3 separate regions of the Mus musculus genome follow, and all the other regions are linked to region 3. Evidence: chromatin loops called from intact Hi-C (ENCODE). Cell type or tissue: left cerebral cortex. All regions are shown on one strand.

Region 1 (8,000 bases), 1.6 Mb before region 3:
TCCCAAAATTTCCAGGTTCGGGTGTATGTCCAAGAAACCAAGAATTTTTTAGGAAATAACATTATTTAGTTCCAAACTATGCTGACTCTTCCTCTGATTTCTTTAAAATGTGCCTTTAAGGGATTTTGATTGTTCTGAAACATCAAAATTCACATAGGAGAAGAAAGAAAAAAAAAAGAGATAAATTTGCCCTGAACAGGATTTTACAGCTAGGGACATAGTTACATAGCTTACCTATAACAGAAAGATTACAGCAACCCTGATCAACAGCTTTGATCTGGGACAAAGAGTATCTAAGGGGGAGGAGGGTTGAATCAATCTTTTCAGAACAGCCTGGATGTGGGTAAAACAAAGTATATCCAAAATCGGGGTTTGTTCTCTGGAAGGATGGAGGCCAAGAAAAGGAAACTGAAAGACCCAGCACATTTCTAATATGATCTAGAGGTCCAGGAATTGCAGCCAATCTGCAATTAGAGTTAGCTGTACCACTGACAATTGAGACTTCTGCCCAAAACACAATGGCAACCTTCAGAGGACTTCAATGCCAAAAGCAGTTATATAGGGGATTTGTGGGTTTGTATCATAGCAAAAGCTGCGAAGAATCTCCTAGAGTCAGGTCTCACTAAATCACAACAGATCCCCCAAACTTCCTCCCTGTGTCCACAAGGCTAACAGATTTGCAGAATCTAAGGCAAGTGTCCACATCTGACACAGACTTGGCCTAGGTGACTCTTACTTTTCTTGACTTCCTGGACAGGGCCCCGGATCCTCTTAGTCTTCTTGCCTCACTTATAAACATACCCAACAGAGCACTTTACCACTGAGGCCTCAGGAAAGGTGCTAATCTGAGATTGGTAAGAAGGGAAGCTCACATATAAGGGAGAGAGCCACTGGAACCAAGAAAAGAGAGGTATGTGCAAAGGGTATAGAGAGTTGGGGTGGAGACAGACAGCAAAGAAAAGAAGGCTAGATAGAACACAGAGAAGTTTGGGCAGGCAGAGGGAGTTGGGACAGAAGAAAAATCAAAACAGACCGGCAAATGGAAGGGGGCTTCTGGAAGACAGGATTTCTGTGGGTGGGGCTCTGTTTCTTCTCCCTCTCTCTCTCTCTCAGGCCTTGCTCCAGCTTTGCATCTCCTCAAAGGCTCAAACCTCAACTTCTACCGTGTGTTCCAGCTAGGTGAGGGCTCATCTGCCAGGAAGATACTGGGCTAAGACATGAACTCAGCTATCATTCCTACAGGGAACAGAATCTGCAGAGACTGGCACAGAAACGGTGGAAACGAATTAGGTAGAAACTGGGAAGCAAACACAGATGTAACAAAAGTAAAGATCACCGGCCTGCACCTGGGGAATAGGGTTTGAAGGGGGACAGAAGGATGATGGAACTGTGGGTGCCCCTAGGACTTTTGTGTCTCTGGCCTGAAAGGAGCTGCCTTCTGTAGATTCTCCTCAGACCTTGTTAAGAACATGTGGCCCACAAAGAGCATTGCCCAAACCCCAAGAACTATGACTGAGCACAGAGTATTAGGTAAAAGATGTCTCTGCTCAGCTAAAGACTGAACTAGAAGACCCTGGCTCATAGAAATTCTTTCTAAATGCACCAAAGCAGAAGGAGGAAGGGACACACATAGACATGCAAACAGAATCCCAGAGAGTGGACAGCCAGGTGCTGATACACATAGCAGCAGTCATGCTGTGAATACAGACATGGCTGGACTACACAGAGGGAGAGCCTTGTCTGTGTGGATACTCCAGCAGTCCACTGCCCTCTCTGAGATTAGGTCCTTCTCTTCCCTCCTTTCCAGGAATTCCCCCAAAACCTAACGGTACACCTCTATCCTGAGAACCAGCTACAATTCTGTCAGTCCTTTTATCTCTCCAGCCACAGTATAAATAGTATTTATATTCTATAAAACAGAGGTATCTGAAGGTTTGGGTCACACTCAGGTATGACACTGGCCACAAAAGTACTTTATAACTAACTGGTAAAAGGGTTGGGGGAAGGAAACATCTGGGGGAGGGCCTCTGTGCCAGTGAGCTTGGTGGAACTGGAACAGAGTGTGGGGTACCTCTGAACCCAGAAGTCAAATGTCTGTCCTTCTCGACAGAAACTGTCCTGTGCAGAACTGGTTGTGGGGGGTGGGAGAAGAAGGGAGGTAACAAGGAAAAACTGACCAGGGCCAGAAAGAAAGAGAGAGAGAGAGAGAGAGAGAGAGAGAGAGAGAGAGAGAGAGAGAGAGAGAGGAAAGGAAGAGAAGAGAAGAGAAGAGAAGAGAAAAAAGATGAAAGAAGAATCCTAGTACACCTGTCACCTTGCAGAACCTATTTTCTCTGCCCCCATCACCAGCAAATAAGGACCCAGAGACAGATTACATTGTGCAAGCAAACAGCTTTAGGCATAAGAGCTAACTAAGGTCTTTCCAAAGACGCCAAGGGCTTCCCCTAGCTCTGGAAGCTAGGCTTGCCCAGCCCCCACTGTGCTGCCAGGGAGATTGAGAATGGGAGGAGGGAGGATTTCCCGAGGAGGGGGCAGATTGAAGGGCCGGCAGGAAGGCTGAGACATTAGCAGTTGGTTAACCTGCACCTGGAAGGAGCTGCCTCTCCACACGAATGCACACCGCAAGACCACCAAATCTGATGCTGTCTCCCCACGGGCTTGGGCACGACCTCTGGGCAGCAGAACTCTGGACAGAGAGAGGCAGTGCAGGCCTTTGGATTTCTGCCAGAAGCACGGGAGCCAGCCCTACCCATCTTGCCTCCCAGTTGTTTCTTGCCCACCTCAGAGTGTTGCCCCCAACTCGTTTGTTTTCAGGTTCGTTCTGAGTGAGAGCAGAGAGGCTCTAGAGCCAGTCTGCGCATGAAAATGCTGCGGGAAACGCTGGAGCCATGGTGGACTGGAAACCGCTTAAACCCAGTCTCCTAAAGGGGAGGAATCGTTGGGGCTGGGACCAGAGCAAGCAGCTTCTCTGCGCGAATCTTGTCGCTGCTCGCTCGGGAGATTTACCTCCGACTGGGATATTGACACAAAGAGAAGCTGACCTGCTTGAAGCCCGCTTTGGCTGCCTAAGCAAACCTTCCCCTGCTACCAGGCCACTCAGTTCTTGGTGGAAGACACGAAGATTATTGCTTCACCTTGCCTTCTCTCTAGCCGGGTCTCTATGCCTTTGTTAAATAGGGGACCCACGGCTAGAGTAGCGGGATCCCGGCTGGTTGAGGTTTAAAAAGCTTGCAGCCGGCTGCTAGCCACGGAGTTACTCTGAGATCTGCAACCCACAGAGACTCGAGCTGGGCACCCGAGTGCAGTCTGCCAAAGCCTGGCGCCTTCCCCTGGCCGAGTCTACAGCCAACAGAAAGGAAACGCGATTCGTTCCACTTGGAATTTCCTTGAAATCTCCGAATCTAATCCAGCGTTAACTCACCGTGAGAAGAGCGCTTGTCTCATAGGAGGCTGTGTTAATGGGTGAACTGGCAGGATCCCTGTGGGTCAGGCAGCAGGGCCCTACCGGTGTCCGAAATGACCCTGCCGGTCTCTTACACTGCACAGGCTTTCAGAAGGCAGGGATGCCTGCATGTGACTAATTAGCTTGCTTCCTTCCTTTCTTTCTTTCTTTCTTTCTTTCTTTCTTTCTTTCTTTCTTTTTCTTTCTAGTAGAGAAGCCATCTCAAGGTAGACATCCTACAGAGAAGGACCCAATGATGTCTTTAAAGGTCTCTGTATGTACTGGCCGACACCTAAACTGAAGTGTAGCTTAGGGACCCTGACTTCGTTGATTCTTTAAATCCCCTCTCCTCGATCCAGGGCGCATTTGGAATCCTGGACCTGGTGCCCCTTCTTAACTTTCACTTCTTTCTTCACATATTCAGGGACTGGTCGGGGCTCTACTTTTCCTTTTAAGCATCAGTCTTGCCTAGTCCCATGGCTGAAAAAGGCGCCAACAGAGTTGGGATGTTGAGCGCTGGCTGAGACTCTCACTGACCTCTATTCAAACTTCCTGCCCTCCAACTGACCCAGTCCCGAGCTGTCTATGCGTATGAACCAGGGTTCTGAGAACTAGCGGCTAGAGCTCGGGAAAGGCTACAGCTCGCTGCCTACTCTACCTCGTTGCTGGAGGCGGGATTCACCCACCAGGCGCTTCGGCCTCGGCGGCGTCCGCTACCTGAAAACATTGCACTTTGCGAAGTTGTCTACGCAGCTACAGAGGTCCCGAGTCCTTCAGGACTTAGTATCTTACCCCGCACTCCGGCACCCCCAACCCGATCCCGGCCGGAGAGTGAGAGAAGCGAGCTCGCCGCCTACTTACTATGCATGGATGCAAACGGGTCGTGCTTACAGTGTATTTCCATCGGGGCGCTCCAGACTGTAGGCCGGCCCACGCCGCTGCCTCTCGGCGCCAAAGGACTGCCCAGGGCGCCTAGGGAACCGCGCCACCAGGCCGGGCACAGTGTGAGCAGAGATCAGAAAACACCTCTGCAGCCGTGGGGTCCCTCTCGGAGCCGCCTGCGGAAGATCGCGGAGAGCTGAGCCGAGAGGCGGGAAACGGTGCTCTCAGCCAGTCGGTCTGGGAGCGGGCGCCCAACTCCCGCTAGCTTCGCTCCTCGGCGGGCTCAAGCGGCGGCTCCCGGCCCGCACCAGAGAAGCTGCGGCCCAAGCGCTAGCGGCGTCGAGGGCATAGCGCAGGGGCCCACCTCCAGGACGGCTAGGGGAGCCCGGCGCGGGACCAGCAGCCTGCAGGAGGCCGCGAGCGCAGGGCCCTCCGTCTCAGTCCGGGGCAGCGAGGCCGCGGACTGCCAGGCTGCTTCGGTCTTGCTGCCTCGAGGGTCTGCCCACCCTTCGGCCTCCGCCAGGTCCTTCTTGTTTCCCGCTTCTCCGTGTCTCTGGAGCCGGACCTCCCCTTCCACCTCTCTTCTGTCGGCTCTCTGACGTCTCCGACGAAGTTACAGAGAACTCCCTCTCCTGTCGCGCAGGGGCCGCGGCGGAGTCTGAAATGCTGCAGCTGCTGAAGCTGGGAGCCCGGTGCGCCCCGAAGCTGCAACCCTCGAAGCCCGGGACCCGCTTGCCTTCAAAGTTCCCGCGGGCCCCGCAGCTCCCGGCCCCTTCGCGCCTGGCTGTGGTTCACGCTACCAACTCTTGGAGCCCCGCTGCCCGATCTCGGGGTTCCGGGTGGATTGTCCCTGCCTTGCCTCTTCCGGGACAGCCGCCGCGTCTGCCCAGCGTGGAGCGAGGGGTGCAGAGAGGATGAGGGTCCCTGCCGCCCGGACCGCCGGGGCCGCCGAGGCTGTCGGTGCTGAGATGAAGCCCCTGCCGGCTCTAATGCCTGCTCTGCCGCCGCCGCCGCCGGCGCTAGCCCTCCGCCTGTTCGGCGCGCACAGTGCGCCACCGCGCCGCCCCGAAGCCGCTTTCAGGACCCGCTGCGTGTGGACAGCGCCGCCCGGGGCTCAGCCTCCCTCCGGGCGGGGGCGGGGCGAGAGCTCACCTGCCAATCATGCCCCATCAAGCCAATCAGAACAGGGGCATCCGGCCCTAGCCCGATATACTGCCCTATTGGCTAAGCAACCCACGGGCTCCGCCTGATTAGCCGGTACCTGGGCAATGGGAGAGAATGGGGGGCGGGGCCCAAGCTGCGGCGCCACGTTCATTGACAAACGCGTGGGGAGAAGGCCTAGTGGTTCTCGGGTGGAAAAGGGGTAGAGAGAGAACAGAGCCCACGCAGTGTCTGGAGAGCCATGCTCTTGGTCCCACAGAGCCGACCTTTCGGAGGGCCGTCGAGATTTTAGGATGCGCTTAGAGACTGGGAGCAACCGAGACAGGGTCGAAGAAGAGTAAGGATGGGAGAGAGATCTCCAGAATGAAAAGAAAAAACAAAAAACAAAAATAGAAAAACATCCACAGATTTTAGAGGTAGACGTTCAGCACAATAGAGATCCGATTTTCGGTCTAGGCGGCAGATTTCTGTGTGTATATCTGCCGCTTTAGACCTCACTTTGCTCCTCTGTAAAATGGGCAGAGTTTAGTAAAGAAGTCTTTGATGCTGGTTCCTTCCATTTCCTAAGTTTATCAAGAATCCACTAAGCAACGGCCGTCTCCTCTGTATCCTCCTCTATCATTCTTCTATCCACAGAGGCCCCAGCATTGCACTAACCAAAGGCAGAACTGGGGAAATATTATTTGAAGGTTACCAGAAATTTGGGGAGTCTCCAAAGCTTGGACCAGGTTGCCTCAAGTACAGAGGCATAGATCCTTTCTGTTGTCTTAGCCTAGGAGCTGATAGGTCCCTTGGGAGCTGGTGATGCTCTTAGCTCAAAGCTTCTGTCAACAAGAGGATTTCCGCATCTGGTGCAAGGCCTCTTTAAAAAGGGAAGGAGTCCACCGGCATCCAGAGCTAATGAGAGCACCGGAAGCCAGTGGCTGTGCAGTTACCTCCATTTGCAAGAGCCTGGCAGTGTAGCATCAGGATGGCCACCTGGTAGAGGAAAACCTGACCTTCCTCACTAGAGTTCTTGTAGATTTTAGGACAAAAATGAACAGGCTTCTAGAAGACAGAATTCTTCGATCCAGCAAAGCTCTTTCTTTAGCCAACACGTGTCTCAGTTTCTTGGGAATATAAGGCTCCCAGACCACAATCAAAGCTGTTGGACTTTAAAAAACAAAAAACGAAGTGTCTTCACCCAGGTAGCTATAGTTCTGTGAGGCTTCTAGTGTGCTAAGACCCAACCCAACACAGATACTGAGCACTGCCCTCCCCCTCACCGTGGCAGTTGTAGGAGAATACTAAACGCTCACTCCTTTGAATCGTAAGTGATGACTCTCTGCTATTAAACATAAACCCACCAAAACCCAAGACCTCTGAGGCGTCTGCTTCAGGCATAGTAGAGGGAGGACAAAGCTCAGAATGATCCGAGGATCATTTTCACTATTTACTTTCTCCTCATTTCCATTCTTCTCTTCTTGCTCCACTTCTAACATCTCTATACTAGGTCAGCTCGTGGGTCCTCCCTTGATAGCCGCCTCCTCCAAGCTGCCCCTGACAAGCGGGGAAAGTCTCCCCGGGCTAACACAGCCCCACCCCCACTGGGGCACAGCTGCAGGAAAACAGCCAAGGCTGGTCTCTGGGGACTCAGAAGGCTGTGGTGTGTGAGGCAGTGGAGTGGTAGCTTTTTCTCTCTCCATTTTCCGGAACCCCTTCCGGGTCTTGATCTTTGCTGCCCCACACCTACCTCTGCCTTAGAGCAAGGAGATTACAACTGGGAAAGTACTGTGATGGCATAGGGCCCCATTTGCTTTATCCCGTAGTCCCCAGCGAATCAGATATCGTAAGAGTTGAGTTCCAAGCCAGTTATGGGACTCTTAATTCCCACTATGGATGTCAAGAGGCTGCTCCGGAGAATCGGTCAGTGGTACCTCAAGCTCCCAACCCTGCTCCTTGAGCTTACAATCCCCGATCAAGAATATTAAAAACTAAAAGGGTTCTGAGAAAACTGTTTCCCCATTCTTCAGATTTGGAACCTGAGGATAAGAGGCTGGATTCAACTTATCTAAGGTCGCACTAGTGCAAGCCTGGGATAGAAGAAAGGCTGGAGGCTGGAAGTGGAGCTGGTGTCAAACTAAATAATTTATCTGGACAATACCTGAAGAGGCCAATTGTTCTGTATTGTTTGGACAAAACCCTAAAGGTATCCTGAGGGCAGGATGAAAATGCAGGTACCATTCCAACAGACACAGTCCAGGTCCCTCCTTTCACACAGTAGGCATTGTTCAGCTCTGGCTATGTTCTCTTCTGTACGACCCTATCTAACCAATGAAGGAAAGAAGGCCCTCCCAGTACTTAGTGATTCTGGGTCAGAGGAAATTTTCTTCTGAGTGGTTCTGTTTGACACTCCTGGAGTTCCTGAGCCCTGAGAACTTCAAATCCCCAAGAAGTGAACAGCCCTACTATTACCACCTACTCCAGCCTCTCAAGCTCCCAAATAGTGGCCCAGAGAAATTAGATGACCAGTCTG
Region 2 (8,000 bases), 1.6 Mb before region 3:
TTTTAAACGCTACACCAGGCAGAGAGAAGGGGTGGGGTGGGAGGCACGTAGAATCAGAATCGTGCTAGCTAAGCGGACTAGGAAATGCGAGGAGAATCTTTAGAGAAAATCAGAACGGCAAAGACGAGACTGAGGAAGAGACAGATTGGAAGCCCAGGAAAGGGGCTGGTACTGAGGTTGCTCCAGGTCCCCGCGTGCTCTGGCAGGGTGTAGGAGAAAGCAGAAATGGAGCAGAGTGACAGGAAAAGCAAAGGGCTGCAGAAGGGTTGGCCAAGGCACGCTGTGAGCTTCCACTTAGCTAGGAGGCTATAGCCAAGGGAGGGGGAGGCCGACGAGAGGGGCCAAGTTTGAGCTCCTCCACTCCGCCAGGAAACACCACCCGGAAGCCTAGACTGGGATTCTGTTCTGACCCCGCGATCTACCTTTCCAGATCTCTTGATCGGTCTACCTTTCCAGATCTTGGGATGCTAGGGAAGATTGGATGATACTTGGTCGCCGCTTGGCCTCCGGGGCAAGCCCTGGGGGCAGCCACCCCGACCAACTCAGGCCTTAGGGATTTCCTCTAGAACTGGCGAGGACCTTGGGTCGGAGCAGATGTCCAGGCAGGAGGCGAGGAAGAGGCCCCGCCCTAAAGTCGAGACCCCAGGTCAGAGAGATCAGGTGGCCGGAGCTGGACTTGCTTGAGTCCGAGTTCGCGAGGCGCGCACGTGGTACTGTACCTTCAGCAGGCGGCGCCTGGATAGCCCAGCCCCGCCCTGCGCAGTGTGTCAGGCCCAGACTGGCAACAGGGAATGTGGACACCGGGTCCGGACCAGTAGGGTCATTGTGATAACCTTGGAGCTTGAGATGGATAGGGTCGCTCTTCGCCTTTAATTTTTGGGGCGCAAGGCGCAAAAAGCATCGTGTTAGCCACTTGCCAGGGCAGGTTTTTAGAGCTGTTTTGAGTCAAAACACCCATTTCTACTGCTGCTGAAGCCCTCTGCTTCGAGAGGGCTTCGAGCTCTGGAGCTCTGGCTGCTGGTTCGCTGGGGTGCCATGTGCCATTCACTCACTGTCTGGAAATACTCCGGGAGTGCGGAATACCTGATGGGGCTGTGTGGTCCGGGGAAACAGATGCTAATGGTGTGTGGTCGCGATTGTTTTCCTTTTTTTAATGATAATTTTTTAAAAAAAGGTTGTAGAGAGAAGCCTCAAAGAGTGCAGACTGGGATCCTTTGGATGGGTTCATTTCATCTCAAATCCAATAGTTCAATTCAGTTTCACCACTGCTTTGCAGCGCGCAGGAACACATGGCAGACGTCAAGTGTGTATGCTGTATACATATGCACAGAGACCCACTTTGAAAGCGACTCTTAGAGAATTCTGAGATTAAATTTACTCTCCTAAAGTTCCACTTGCAATATATAAATATGGAAAACCATCAGTTGCATTTAAAATTCGCCAACACACCCCAGCAATTCAAAATTACCTAAGGCTCCAAAGGGAGACATTGAAAGATTTTTCAGGCATTGTGATTGAAAACAACTGTATCTCAGTTAGTCTCTCCTTTTCTTTTTAAGTAACAATACCAGAATTGTCAGTAACAAATCATATCTTTCTAAGAAGACTGGGTTTTGTTTCTGTCAGTATTTGTAATGGACCTTTTACTCTCTCTACATTCCCCCCCCCAGCCCCCGTTGGTAAGGTTTAAATATTCATACACCAGCCCAGACTTAACATTTATTCAATGTGTTTTAAACTAATGAAAAATTAATGTGATGTAATTTGATTCCATGAAGTATTGAAATATAAAGGTACCTACTTCACAGTCAGTTTGGAGTGAGGGTAAAAACACCAGGCTCAAACATTCTTTTGCTTTTTAGTGCCGATATTAATGCTAAAAGGAAGTGAAGCTCATCTCTAAGCAGGCCCTTTAATGTTTTCACTCACTTTGTTCTCTCTTTCTCTGAAATAACCTAAGAGCTATGGCAAGGGACCACGGTGTGCTGGAACACATTCCTGAGACCTGGAATGGGAATCTGCAGGGTCTCAAACCACCCTGTGTACTGGCTTTTTCTTGTGGGAAAAGATCTTATGGGGGTGTCTAGGACTCTGTGGTATACAACGTCTGGGTTTGAAGATATGCCTGAAATAAAACTGTGCTCCAAAAGTCTCTCGGACTTTCAGTGGATACATGTTTTTGGCAACTTGGCCAGCAATGTGCTGATAGCGGCTTCCAGAACTCAGCTCAGAGTAAGAGAGTAAAGCTGGGGTCCTAAGGATCTGTGAAGAGAGCCCTGGAACCAGCCCCACTGCCACCAGAGACAGTTCCCAAAGTCCTAACTGTCCTTTGTAATGGAGACAGGAACTAAACTTCCCTACATTATTCAAACCTAAAACACTTATCTGCAAGGAAGAAAACTCAAGGTCTCTGCAAATGAATTTTCAGACTGCTGAAAGCCATTTGAAATGAGGTTAGGATATATATATATATATATATATATATATATATATATATATATATATATTTCTGTTCACAAACACCCAGGGATCTACCTACAACACAAGGAAACTCCAGCAGCCACCAAGATCAAAGAAACCAAGATAGGACACTGAAAAGATTTGAGGTCCAAAGATTAAAAAATATATATTCCTACTAATGTAATCATGTCAAGTTATTCATGCTAAAATTCTACAATTTCCATTCAAATGAGTTTAAAAACAGGGGCTGGCAAATTTCTGGAGAAGTCTTTATAAATTCCCTCAGAAAAATAATTAAGGAACACGCACTCAGCTTTTATATTGACAAAATACATTCATATCCATTATACAAACATATCTCCGTATAATACACATGTATGTCTTTAGCCTTTTATGCTGATGGGCTTAGGACTTGGATGGGTTTTGTTTTGTTTTCAAACCTACAAATTCTTACACAAAAAAGAACCGGAGATGGAAACATTTTGGCGAACTTAAAGGGAGGCTGGTTTTTCCTCGTTTGGTATCTCATTTCTCATGCCATTGGAGCATAGGCTCTTGTACCCCTCGAAGTGACAAAAGAGAAGTCGGCAAGGATGAAACCCTGCCGTGTCTGCAAGAGCACTCCTCTGGACACACGTTCCTGATGGTGGGGAGTTTGCCCCCTCTAAACCTAGCCCGACCTTTTGTCTTTTGACCTCTGATGCATGAAATTAGGTAGCAAAAGAAAATTCGAAGAAAAGGATACAAAAACATGGAAAAACAGCCTTCTCTGACAATAGTCATTGTATCAGGATCATAGCTGAGCAGCCCGGCACTGTGAAAGTGCTTGCTTATAAGGCTGTGGGTCTTCCTGGCTGGCCACTGGGGTTCCTGGTCTCCTTTGTGGCTGATTTGCATTTGTTGGGGGAGGGATTAAGCACTCTTTAATTAAGCTTGGAGCTGGTTTTTGTCCCCGCTGCTTTCACCAAAGCCTGTTTAGGGAGCTGGCCTTTGGTTCCTCCCTCACCTCCTAGGCCCTCTGTGCTGGTTGGCTACCTGCTTTGCACCAGCCAGGGCAGCTTCCAAGATACAGAGAAAACTCTGCCACTAAAGCTTTTCTGCCTATGCAGAACTATGCAGAATTCCTCGTTGACATGGGGAGGGAGGGTGGTGTTTGCATGCTTGCCAGTTTTAAAGGAGCACTATTCCAAATGGGTAACTCTTATTTTCCCCCTGAGCCAGGCAAGCACCCTGAGGTACTAGAGTTCCTTGCTCTCTCTACCTAATGGGTTCCACTATCTATCGAGCCAGGAAGAAAAGCAAGAACCTTTGTGGAGAGGGCCTTAGGTGGCCTCAGATCCTCTGATCCTCATAAGCTGTTAGGAAGAGTTGTGCATACTCAGTCAGAAGCCAAGGAACAAAGTCAGTGGAGCCCCAGGCCCTGTCCAAAAGAGAGGCAGGCCAGAAGAGTGTGAGGATGGGTGCGCAAGAAGGGGTTCTGGGATAAGACAGCAAGGTAGGCAAGTCAGACTCTGGAAATGGGTGATGGAGATGTTAGGCTGAGTGGCATACAAAGAAGAGTTAGTAGGACTTTTCTAGATAAATAAGGACAGAGAGGACATGATTAGCTCTTCATTTTAAGGACAAGGCTACTGGGTGTCGATGTGCAAGCAAAATGCTATGGGGGAAATAACACTGGTGAAAACTAGAGGCATGAGGGTGGATGCGAAGTGCATCTGGAGAAAGAAACTCCCATGGTCAGGAGAGCAGAGCTGAGAAAGGAGAAAGCCGGACTCATGGAGGGGAGGCCCCTGGCAGACCTCAAAGCTGCCTGCTCCTTGTGCCAGGTGCACCAAAATGAAGATGATGGAATGGCCTCAGGACCAAAGCAACATCAGGCAGGAAGCTTCATCTCTATCTATTTTTACCTTCTCCTCAGTGAGAGAGACTTTCTCCACAGACATCAGCCTGAAAAGCAAGCAAACAAACCAGGCTGAACTATTCATCACACGTATGATGGAAGCCTAACAAGGTGGTGAGCGACCCTCCCAGAGCTACAGCCTAGGACTGCTAGGCCTTGGCAGCCATGGTAGAAGGAACCTGAGAGTTTGGCTAGTCCTTGGGGGCAGAGATAGAAGCATGCCTGTTTCATGACTTCCCACGAAGCTAGCAGACAGGGGCCAGAGTACACCTGACCTTCCATCTGTCAAGAAATACTGACTTAGAAATGTTTCCAGGACAATGCTAGATGGGGTGGTGCAGGTCCCAGCACTGGGAGGGGTGAGACAGGAGGATCCTAAGTTTGAGGCTAGCCAGGGCTAGCAGGAAGAGGGAGGGAAGGGGGAAAGAAAGAAAGAAAGAAAGAGAAGAGGGAAGCTTTTCAAGGGAAGCAATCTACTGATTGCTGTTCTCCCCACTTAACCGGTCTGCAACTGTGCAAACATCAGTAGCCTGGAACTTAGCAGAGTGGCAGGTCCAGACTCCAGAAGTACCAGCAGCCAGACTCAGACTCTTATTCCCAACTTGCTTTCAAAGGTCCAAAGAAACATCCTACTTTGGAGATGGATGGGTTTTCTCTTCCTGATCTTAGTGTGAGTCCATTCAGCCAACAGCTGATTGCTTATTGGTGAGTGTTTTAGGAAGAGGAGAGCCTCCTGCCCAAAACTGAACAAAGTCAGAATACAGATATGAGCCTGTGATATCAGAGAACTCAACTAGCCTTTAAACTAGATATAGTAAAAGATGGGGAAGTTCTTCCTTTCTCCTATTAGGGGTAGCCACGAAGATTGCCAGGCACAGTGGGTTAAGACAGTCTCATGTGATCCAGGTTAGCTTAAAACTACCTATATAATCGAGACTAGCCTTGAACTCCCAGGTTGTTTTGCTTTATCACCCAAGTGCTGGCAATATAGATATGTATCACCATACCTAGCTCGTAAAGATTTCTGAAGGGAGACAGCATTTGTTCCGAGTCGTGGAAGGGTGAGTTAGAAAAGATGAGACAAGCTCCTAAAGCTTCAGTTAGAGCAATGGGGAAGAAGGAGAAGGGGAAGGGGAAGGAAGAGGAAGAAGAAGAAGAAGAGGAAGAAGAAGAAGAAGAAGAAGAAGAAGAAGAAGAAGAAGAAGAAGAAGAAGAAGAAGAGGAAGAAGAAGAGGAAGAAGAGGAAGAAGAAGAAGAAGAAGACATTAGCCTGTTTAAGAACTGGCAAGGCAGGAAGATAGAGGAGAAATTCATTCCTTGGTAAAGAAACAGAGTCCCCAAAAGGTGAAATTGTATTCATCTCAAAGTTTGGCCCACTTACCCCTAGTCCCAAGTAGCAGTCATGCAATCATAGGGTTTCCCTGAGACCTTTACACTTTCCTGGGCTTTGTGACTGCCCCATGTATCATAGGTCATAGGTATCTGGCTCTTTAGTGGGATCCACGTTTCTGCTAATGCATTTGTCACACTGTCACAGCTCCCTGGCTTCCTCTTGGCTTCACAGTGTGTGATCCATTTCTGCAATAGCACTTCACTTGTTTTGGTGAGTCACACGAATGAATAAACATTCTCTGGACCAGACCCTGATAATCCCACATCCTTGAAACACAATCTAACCTCTTTGCTCCCAGTTTGCTAACCTGCATAATGGGGGGAATAACACCACCCCACCACTCATCCTACCCTTCTGTGCTGCTCTAAGCAAATGATAGAACGCCTGGCTAATTCCTCTACAAAATATTTTAAGGATGGGTTTAGATTCCTTGGTGCTGTTAAAGAAAATCTATTTTTGGTTGACTGGATATATTTCTCCTTTAGCTCAGGAACCTATGGCCCAACGTTTGACAGGAGTTAAGAGTGAGGTTTATACAGGAAGAGGCCGACAGAACTCATGTGTTGAAAAATTGTATGTTTTCTTTGAAAGAATCCTTTCCTTATGCGGGAAGAAAGAAAGCAAAGAAATTCAACTCAAGCACATCGGAGGGCTGTGAGGTTAGCAGCTGTCATGCTGCTGCTGCTGCTGGGGTTCTGAAAAGACAGTGTCGGATGGACGGATGGACGCAGCGTTGCTGGGTTAGCACACAGCTGGGCAGAGCTGAAGGAGGAGGAAGAAAGCCTGGGATCCCGGAGGGAAAATGAAGACATGATAGCAGTCAATAGCACATCAACGAGGGGATCTCTACTGTGTATAGGCAGGTGCACACCTACCATCACAACCATCGCCATCACTAACACCACTACCACCACCCACCACCGCTACCACCACCCACCATCACCATCACTAACACCACCACCAGCACCCACCACCAGCACCACCACCATCACCATCACTAACATCACCACCATCACCCACCACCCCTACCACCACCTACCACCCACCATCACCACTACCTTCACCTCCTCCACCAGCACCACCACCACCACCACCAACAATCACCACCCTAGAAATTGAGGAAAGAATTTCACACTACAAAAAAACCAGGCTTAAGAAAGAGTCGTGAGTGTTCTGTCTCAGTCTCCACTCTATAATGGCTGTTCTCTTCAGGACAGAGTCTCTATAAGTGGTTCAAGCATGAACTGTTGCCCCCTAGGTTCATGTGTTTGAACTTCTTATCTCCAGATTGGGAGGTTCTGGAGCCTTTAGGAAGTGGGGCCTATCTGGAGGGAATGAGGGTCTAGCTTCGGGGCACCGAGAGTCATAGCCTGAGTTCCTTGCTTCCTGCTCCTCAAGGATACGGCCTATGAGGAGACCCAGCTCTACTCTGCCACAGCCATGCTTCTCTGCTGTGATAGGCTATACCCTCTCAAACCATTATTCCACCCCCTAAAATCTTTCCTCTTTTGCTTATGTTAGATATTTGATCACAATAATGTAAAAAAGCTAAAACAGCCTCCAAGAGCTATAACAAGTAGTTTCAATTAATAGTCTGCTAATTAAGCAATAATTAATTGATAAATAATTCGTTAACAGCAATGGAATTGGGATAGTGAGCTGTCTGCCTCCAGGCTGGCTGCTCTGCTCTATGCCAGTAAACAGATGTTCCGCCTACAGGTGAATACTTCAGGGACAGTAAGCTCTCCAACCCTTTGCATTTTGTGATATCTGACAGGACATCCTTTCTTTTAAGAATAAGTCGACTTCCACATCTACTGTCCACTGTTCCTAGTTCCACCCTTCAGCAACTCAATGAGAGTTCTTGGCAGAATCTGCTCAACTAATGTGAGGGAAGTTCCAACCCCCCAGCCTACACACACACACACACACACACACACACACACACACACACACACCTCAACACAAGCGTGGAGGTTTGGAATATCAGTTAGAAGGAGCACATTCAGAAGAAAGAAGCAGTGGCGTATGGGGATTATGGGGCCAAGAGCCTGACTGGCAGGAAACCTTAGACTCTGTTCCTTCCGGTGCCTGTGCCCTCCTGGGATACACACTTCTACACAAATGTGTCTTAAAAGGTCATTGCTGGACTGGTGTGTGGCTCAGTAGCAGAGCATAGGCAAGGCCTCGGGAGGGGCATTGATACAGCACAGTGGGAAGCAGAAGTTCTGGGTTTGCTCTGTCTAT
Region 3 (8,000 bases):
GGGAACTGAACTTAGAGCCTCTGAAAGAATAACAAGTGCTCTTAACCAATAAGCATCTCTCCTGCCCCTCAAGAAGAAATATATTACTGTAGTGGCTATTCCTGGTTGTCAACTTGACTATATTTGGAATGAACTACAATCCAGAATTGGAAGGCTCACCAGTGACCCTTATCTGGAGGCTTGGAGATAGAAGATTCTGATCTGGATCTTGGTATGAAGATCTTGAGGCATAGTGGCTATGGATTCCAGAAGATTATATCTCCGAGTTCAAGGTCATCCGGGATTAAAGGTATGGTGGGACACACCTTTAATCTGGGCTACACCTTTCATCTGGGATTAAAGGTGTGGTGGAACACACCTTTAATCTGGGCTACAGCTTCTGCTGGAGACAATATAAGGACATTGGAAGAAGGGAGTCTTGCTCTTGCTCCTTCGCCTGCTTGCCGTGTGGGACTGAGTAACTGCTAGATCCTTGGACTTCCATTCACAGCTGGGACTGAACCATTGTTGGGAATTGGGCTGCAGACTGTAAGTCATCAATAAATTATTTTACTATATAGAGACTATCCATAAGTTCTGTGACTCTAGAGAACCCTGACTAATACAATTACATTATGGATTTCTCAAAAAAGAAATCAAACCCACATAGTACTATATAACACAGAATAAACCCTCCTAAATACTATAAATTTTGGATAATAAATGTATCTACATAGGCTCCACAAGTGTAATGAATGGATTGCTCTAACATAAGTTGTTTATAAGAAGCTGTGGGGTAACATGAACCCTCTGCTGCTCAGAAAACTTCATTCCATAATAGGTCATCCTGCATTCCTTTATTCTGTCACTGAATGATTTAAATGAAATTAAGATAATAATTATTCTGGGGCTGGAGCCAGGGCTCAGTGGTTAAGAGCTCTGGCTGCTCTTACAGAGGACTGGGGTTCAATTTTCAGTACTGTGAGCCAATTGTAACACAGCCATCTGAAACGTCAGTCCCAGGGAATCCAAGCCCTCTTATGGTCTTCAAGGGTACTGTATGAACATAGTGCACAGATATACAGTCAGGTAAAGAACCCAACCTACACAAAATGATTTCTAAAACAATATTTTGTTTGCTTTTGTTTTTGGAGACTGGGTTTCTCTGAATAGCCCTGTCTGTCCTGGAACTTGCTCCATACACCAGGCTGGCCTCAAACTCTCAGAGCTCTGCCTGCCTTTGCCTTCTGAGTGCTGGGATTAAAGGTGCATGCTACCACTGCCTGGCAATAAAATACTTTAAAAAAAAAAAGATTGAGCATGCAGAATGTTGGTGGGGAGACAGAACAACTGGACCCCCGGCACACTGTGATGGAAATGAAAGTCTGCACAATGGCCTAACAGTTATTTAAAATGCAAACCGACACACCACAGCAGAGGACATGCCAAGAGTAATGAAAGCATGTATTGACACAAAGATGTTACACAAATGTTCATACAGCTCTGTTTGTGACAGACAAAACTGGAAACAGCCCACCTTTCTACAACTGGAGGCAGATTCTTATAAGAGAACACCATTTAAGTTGGTGGAAGTGAATGGACTTGGTACCACTACATGGGTGAGTGTCAAAATGATCTGTACTAATTAAAAAGTAGTAAGATGTTGCATTATTTCATTCCATACAATTCTATAACATGAAAATAGCTCTATGGCAACAAGAATAGACCAATGGCTGCTTACAGTTAGTAATGGGATGACCAAAACACCTATGCACATCAAATAAAAATAAATTATTTTTTTTTAAATGTAGAGAACCATAAAAGTGTCTGTGGTCTCATAGATCTTGTTTCAGAAATTTCTATCAAGGATATATCAAAAGAAATAAAAAGTCCCTGGTACAAACATTTTCCTGGCGGCATGGCCTATACCAAAAACTACTGGAAATGACCTAATTGCCCAGCTGCCATGCAGGTACTAATAGATCCATGCTGGACAGTTTCATTCACAATTACAAATTAAAAAAAAAAAAAAAAGGGGAGAGCCTGACATAGTAGCACATACGTCTATTTCCTTCAGCTGAGGCCCAGTGATCATGAGTTTAAGGCCAGCCTGAGGTACAGAATGGGTTTGAGGCCAGTTTCAATCCCATAGCAAAACCTAGCTTTAAAAGAGGTAGAAGGACTGGTAACAGTTCACTGGGTGAAGTGCTTATGTGTCCTGTAAGCATAAGGACCTGAATTCAATCCCCAGCTCCCAATGCACAAAACTGTGTGTTGTGTGCACTTTCCATCACAGTGCTGGAAAGATGGAGACAGGAAAGCCCTAGAGCTAGTTTATATGAGCTCTAGGCTTAGTGAAACATTGTCACAAAAACACAAGGTGGACAGCAACAAAGGAATAAGATTGATTCCCTGGCCTACACACACACACACACACACACACACAGAGAGAGAGAGAGAGAGAGAGAGAGACAGACAGACAGACAGACAGACAGAGACAGACAGAGAGAGACAGAGAGAAAGACAGAGAGACAGAGACAGACAGAGAGACAGAGAGAAGCTTCATGTATTTATATTTACAAAATAATGCAAATACCCTGTGTGCAGAACCCCCAGAGTTACATGTAAACCTCCTGTTCTTTGCATCCACCAGAACACAAAGAGGAATGAACAGACAGAGGAGAAAATGAACGGGAAATGAATGCTGAGTAGCAGGCAGGTGGGATAGTTTCTTCTTGGTTTGTCTCCTGTAAAGTTACAATGTTTTCATAACAGTTTTCAAATGTCTTCTTGTTGGTTTTGGCTCAGTCTCCCTACCTGGGGATTACCGTCAGCTCTCAGCATCAGCACCTCCACCTGCTTAGCCACAGCCCAATCAGCTTGCCTTGAAGCCATTGACAAAATGCTGAGGAAGCCTGCGTGGTGGGGAGAAGGTGTTCCCTTCCACCTCTTCAGGCAGATCCTCTGTTTCTGCTCTTGTTCGGGTTGCTCCAGTAACTGTGAATGGCAGGATCTGGAGACCCAGTCCCCAGGGAGGAGGAGGAGGGCTGGGCCAGCAGGGGATGTCTAGGAACAGAGGTGGAGCCTCTTACATGCACTTGAACCTTTTGCTCACCACCAGATAAAACTGATGTCAATCACCTCTGACTGGCCAAGGCCCCAAAGGTGACACAAATAGAAACAGGGATACAGTAGCTAATTTAGGAAGGGTGAAATCTTAAAGGGGAAAGTGACAAACTCGGAAACAGCAAGGGCCATTGTTACTGTGGCTCCTCCCATAGCTAATTGCTTCTAAGCAGATCCTTTGTCCTACCCTCTGGGGCAGTTGGCCTGGCCAGGGTTCAGGGAAGGTAAGGAACCACTCAACACCTAAAGGGACCCCAATACCAGTCTTCCACTTTTCCTCACTCCCGTACTATGTCCACACTAGGAAGGCAAGCTCAGCTTCCCCAACTAGACCCACCCACCCCCAGCGCCCTGGAGACCTATCTTACTGGTTAATAGACACAGGGTGTAGGTGTGTGCAAAGGAATCCCAGTATCCTCCTGGGTAGATGAGTAGACCCTCACCTGCCCTGGTCTTGCCCCTCCAGGATGGGAGAGGATGGTTTAGGCTGTGAGAACCGACTGGCCCTGTTCTTTCTGTCCCAAGTCAAAAATCAGGACAGGCAAAATAACTAAAGGTGAAATCAACACACACGGCATCCCAGGACTATACAGAGAAACACAAGAACGAACAAAACTCTCAAAAGGCAGGCAGAGTGTGGCTACGCAGACACCACCACCTCCACCACCCTCAGGCATCCTGGTTCAAACGTCTTCTAACACCGTCCTCATCCCCCTACCCCACACCTTCTATACCACCACTGCCACCACCACCACCCCTGTGCCCCGTGCTACCAGCTGCCTCTTTTCCACCCCGGGAAAGAGCTACAGAGGGCACCATCCTGGCCATCGGATCGCTGGAGGCATCGGGGACCAAAGGAAAGGCGGATTGTGGTATCTTTCTGTGCCTCTGACTGTGGAACTAACCTTGTACTGGGCAACTCTCTCCTGAACGGGAAGGGCAGTCATGCCTGGTCTTTTTGAGACTATCTAGCAAAAAAGACAAAACTTCCAGCCTGTGCCACGTGTGGCAGGAGGTGAGATGCCCACGAAGAAGAAGTATCAAGTAATTAGTATAATGTTTTCTGTGACCGAGCTGGAATTTCGTGTTTCCACTGGGCTCTCACTGTGCAGGGACCTTGACTCTTAGGCTCCCAAAATAATGTGGGGATCCCAGGAGATTGTTCACTTAAATACTGCAAACAGAATTACACTTCCGAGGGAGTAGGAACAAGAACCAGGGTCCAGGGAGCAGAACTCCAGCTTAAAGAAGCGCCTTTCTACGGTGCCTTGTAATTAAGTAATTAAGTTTATTTCCTCCGAAATAAAGACGAGCAATCATCCCTGCAAATTCTGGGCTTCCTGGATTCTCCTGAGCATTTACACGGAGCTCGATCCCAGCCCGAGGAACCAAAAGATAGATGGAGCACCCCGGATTCCGGAATTGAATTGAATTGCGCGGGCCAGAGAGGCTGAAAAGGAGCTGTCCACCCCACTCTATCCCTCCCCAGCCCGCGGCGCGTGATGGAGCTGATGCCTTTGATGTTTTGGGTGGAAACTACAGGAGCCGAAAGCGTGGAGCGCCACCCTAGGGCGGGAGCGCCCTCAAGGTCCAGGCCTGGGTTCGCCTCTGACACAGACGGTCCGAGCTGTGCGGAGAGAGCCCGGGCTCAACGCTCTGAGCCATCTTCTTCTTCACAGAGCTGCGGAGCTCGGGCTTCTGCTCTGGGAATCCGTTCTGGAGAGTTCGAATGCCCCAGGTCCTGTGGCTGGAGTTAAACTAGGGCTCAAGGCACCCAAAGAAAGGCGCTTCTTTAAGCTGGTGGCAAGTCTGGCCCCTGAACTTATCACCGGAATGATAATTCTGTTTACACTATTTGAGTGAATGGGCTGGGAGAAAACGGGTTTTTTTGTTTTTGTTTTTGTTTTGTTTTGTTTTTTAAGTCAGCTCCAAGATCCCCACACTACTCTAGGAGCCTGAGAGGTTCCTGCTCACTGGGATCCCCCCACCCCCACCCCCACCCCCGTGGAGATACAAAACCACAGCTAGGCCACAGAAAACATTTTACTTAACTAGTTAGTCTTCTCCAACAGGGCCATCTCACCTCTGCCCACAAGTGGCACAAGCTAGAACTTTTGATCTTTTCTTTTCTCCGCACCCTTGTTTCATCCTGAAAACAATGTAAAAGATAAAGAAAAGGACTGCAGGACTCAGTCCCCACCTCATCTTCTCTACCCTGAGGAGAAAGCACACCTTCATCTCACCTCAAGGGAAAACTGAGGCCTCAGACGTTCCTGGGCTGGTTCCCAGATGCTGGGCCTGGGATGAGTGATCGAGAGTTGTTACAACCAACCACACTGAGCTGGTTTGGTTTGGTTTGGTTTGGTTTGGTGTGATGGCAGTGCTCTCTGGAGCCATACAACCCAGTGAGCCCCGGCAGTCTCCCCTAAAATTACCCTGATAATGGAGGCTGTGTCCTCTGAGCTGTGCAAGTGTCTTCTGTTACTGTTGAATAAATGAGAAGGGCTAAAAGAATGGTCAGGAGGAAGACACTAAGAAGGGAGAAGGGAGAAGACTAAGAGGTCATCCAGCTAAAGTAAGAGCCTGAGGTCTGTAGCCTCTCACCTCATGGTCCCATCTCCTTCCCAAGCCCTGGGTCGGTCAGGCCCTTCTCCAGCTCTAACCCCCGAGAACGTTAGGCAGATGGCCGGGGTTATCTCTGCTTCTGCAGGCAGAGACACCTGCGTCAAGGAATATGGAGGAATTTTCCATGACCCTTGGATTTCATTTTCAACCTCTTCTGAGCTTCCAATTGTTGCAGAAGACTTCCAGGCCTTCTGTGACACCCCAATAACCAAAACACAACACACACACCATTAATGGAGCAAGTTGTCCCAGGGGTTGCTGGGAACACTTGTGATTGAACAATGGAAGGAAATAAATTAGCCCACTGTGACTCCCACCTCTGCTGGATTTTTCAAGGTGCTGGAATCCATCCCCTTTAGCTTCAAGCAATTGCCAATAGAGTCTGTGACTCTACCCCAGTAAGAAGAAACTTGACCATTACCAACCTACCTCTGCTCAAAACAACTCGGGGAGGGGTAGAAGGAAATGTTTATATTGCTTTGATCCAAATGGGTAAACTTTGTCAGAATTTTGTATCATGAGTAGAACCCTCACCCTATGGGGTGTAGGAGTACATCATCTGAATAAAATTGTATGCAGTAAAATTCAGGACTCTTACACACACACACACACACAAACGCCACCCAACATCAAACCTGGTAGTCATGATCTTGAGAATTCTAATCCCTGGAGACTGAGGTACCACCAAGCAGAGGGAAGCAGAATTCTGGAAGAATGGAGATGCAGGACCAGAGACCTCTGGGGGCCTGGAGGATTCTAGCCAGAGTCAGAGGACGGTTGGGGGGGGGGGTGATCAGAAAGTCGTGGACAATCATTAAAGCAAACTGTAATGAACATTAGACAACTCACAAGACTGAGGCTCTTCTAGTCCCCTACAAAACAGTCGATTTTGGAAGTAAGGAAGACAGCAATTATGCATTTATTAAGACCCAGGTCTTCCAGTAAGACACCCTAGGATCGGAATTCACATTAAATAACACATGCTTGAGAGTGTAGAAAAGAAAAAAAATTCAAAGAAAGAAGCAGCTTCCAATAGAGCAGCAAGTTCCAGGCATAAAGCCGTAGTTCTAACATCTGTACATAGTGGCTTTTTATTTTTTACATTTAGTGTGTGTGTGAGCGTGTGTGTGTGAGCGTGTGTGTGTGTGTGTGTGTGTTGCACAAGACGTGGCGGCAGGCACACACGCACACCTTTTGTAGTAGTCAGAGGACTACCAGGAGACATTCTCAGTCCTTGGCTTTGTGGAAAGCGCCGGCACAGGCCGAGCCACCTTGAATGCCCATTTACAGCCTTTTAGACGCTTAGAAGATTTGTATAGACACAAGAATGTAGGGATTCACACTGAGATAACCGCTCAGAATTTAAAATCTGGAAATACAAATCTTGGAATATGGAGAACCACAGACGTTCCTAATCGTATAATTGGCTTAAAGTTTACTCTGGGGGGAAAGAAACGTGAGAAATCTAGCTTCCCCTGGCTTCTTTAGGAGCGAGGGGCCGCAGCAAGCAGGAAGCCCCTCTGCATTCAAGGAGCTGGGGAAGGTCTTCAAGCAAGGTCGACTGCAGGAGAGAGGATCTGTGCTCTCTGCCTCTTTCTTTCAAAGGCAGCCACCCAGTGCTCACTGAAGAAGAACGCAATAAAACCAGAAGGCTGGGCCACCCACGTTAGACCTGAACCCTCCACAGTGTGTCTCTTTCCAGTCCGGCTCCTTACACAATTCCCATGCTCAGGAAAGGTACTGGCTTCACCGTGAGGATCTTAAGAACCAAATCTTAGATTCCTGAGTTGGGAATCTAACGTAACCAGTTCCAAAAGTGGCCAGAAAGCGAACCAGGCAGGTGGGGCTGCGCCGCTGGGAGTCCCTCTCTAGCACCGAATCCTGCCAGAGGAAGGCAGAAATCGGACATTTTGGAACAGTCTACACACACACACACACACACACACACACACACACACACGCGCGCGCGCGCGCGCGCGCACGCACGCACGCACACACACGCATACACCAGTAGAGTTGTGCACTGACTGCAGCATCCTCTCCCAAGTCTTCACTCAGACCTCTAGAGGCGGCTGGCCCTCTCTGGCCCCGTGGTAGTGGAGGGGTTGAGAGGCGGCGACTGCAGACAGCAGGAGCCAAGTCTTCGCTAACCAGGCATTCTCCTGCATATAGAAAAGGGTCCCAAGCCACCTAAGGACCCTGATGCGGCGAGGAGGCTTTCCCTAAACACCTCTTGAGATACAAAACTTCGGGACAGACCAGGAACCTGG

Evidence for each region. Hi-C counts contacts between places; a loop is a spot of excess contacts. Peaks named below come from ENCODE experiments on the same cell type or tissue, not always from the same donor. Only the 100,000 strongest peaks of a DNase experiment are listed, where the experiment ranks them.
Region 1: it touches region 3 in a loop (6-fold over the local background); 4 of 42 quality-filtered maps call a loop at or near these places.
Region 2: a loop joins it to region 3, with 7 times the contacts of the local background. A loop is called at or near these places in 4 of 42 quality-filtered maps.

Annotation. Positions count from the first base shown.
Region 1 is chr4:44,699,068-44,707,067 of GRCm38, forward strand. The region is part of intron 1 of Pax5 (paired box 5); the gene reads right to left. It overlaps 5730488B01Rik (RIKEN cDNA 5730488B01 gene), which reads left to right and starts at 3,733. Exons shown (of 1, transcript NR_073462.1): 1 at 3,733-6,043. In left cerebral cortex, no CTCF peak of the experiment used is centred here; DNase peaks (open chromatin) are centred at 3,200, 3,799 and 5,498; H3K4me3 peaks cover 413 bases.
Region 2 is chr4:44,713,636-44,721,635 of GRCm38, forward strand. No RefSeq gene overlaps it. Among named protein-coding and RNA genes, the nearest start is that of Pax5, 6.9 kb to the left of the region's middle. RefSeq lists an enhancer at 2,977-3,411. In left cerebral cortex, no CTCF peak of the experiment used is centred here; no DNase peak of the experiment used is centred here.
Region 3 is chr4:46,335,124-46,343,123 of GRCm38, forward strand. The region is part of intron 1 of Gm12446 (predicted gene 12446); the gene reads right to left. Among named protein-coding and RNA genes, the nearest start is that of Gm12446, 4.4 kb to the right of the region's middle. In left cerebral cortex, a CTCF peak has its summit at 1,012; DNase peaks (open chromatin) are centred at 4,477, 4,497 and 7,523.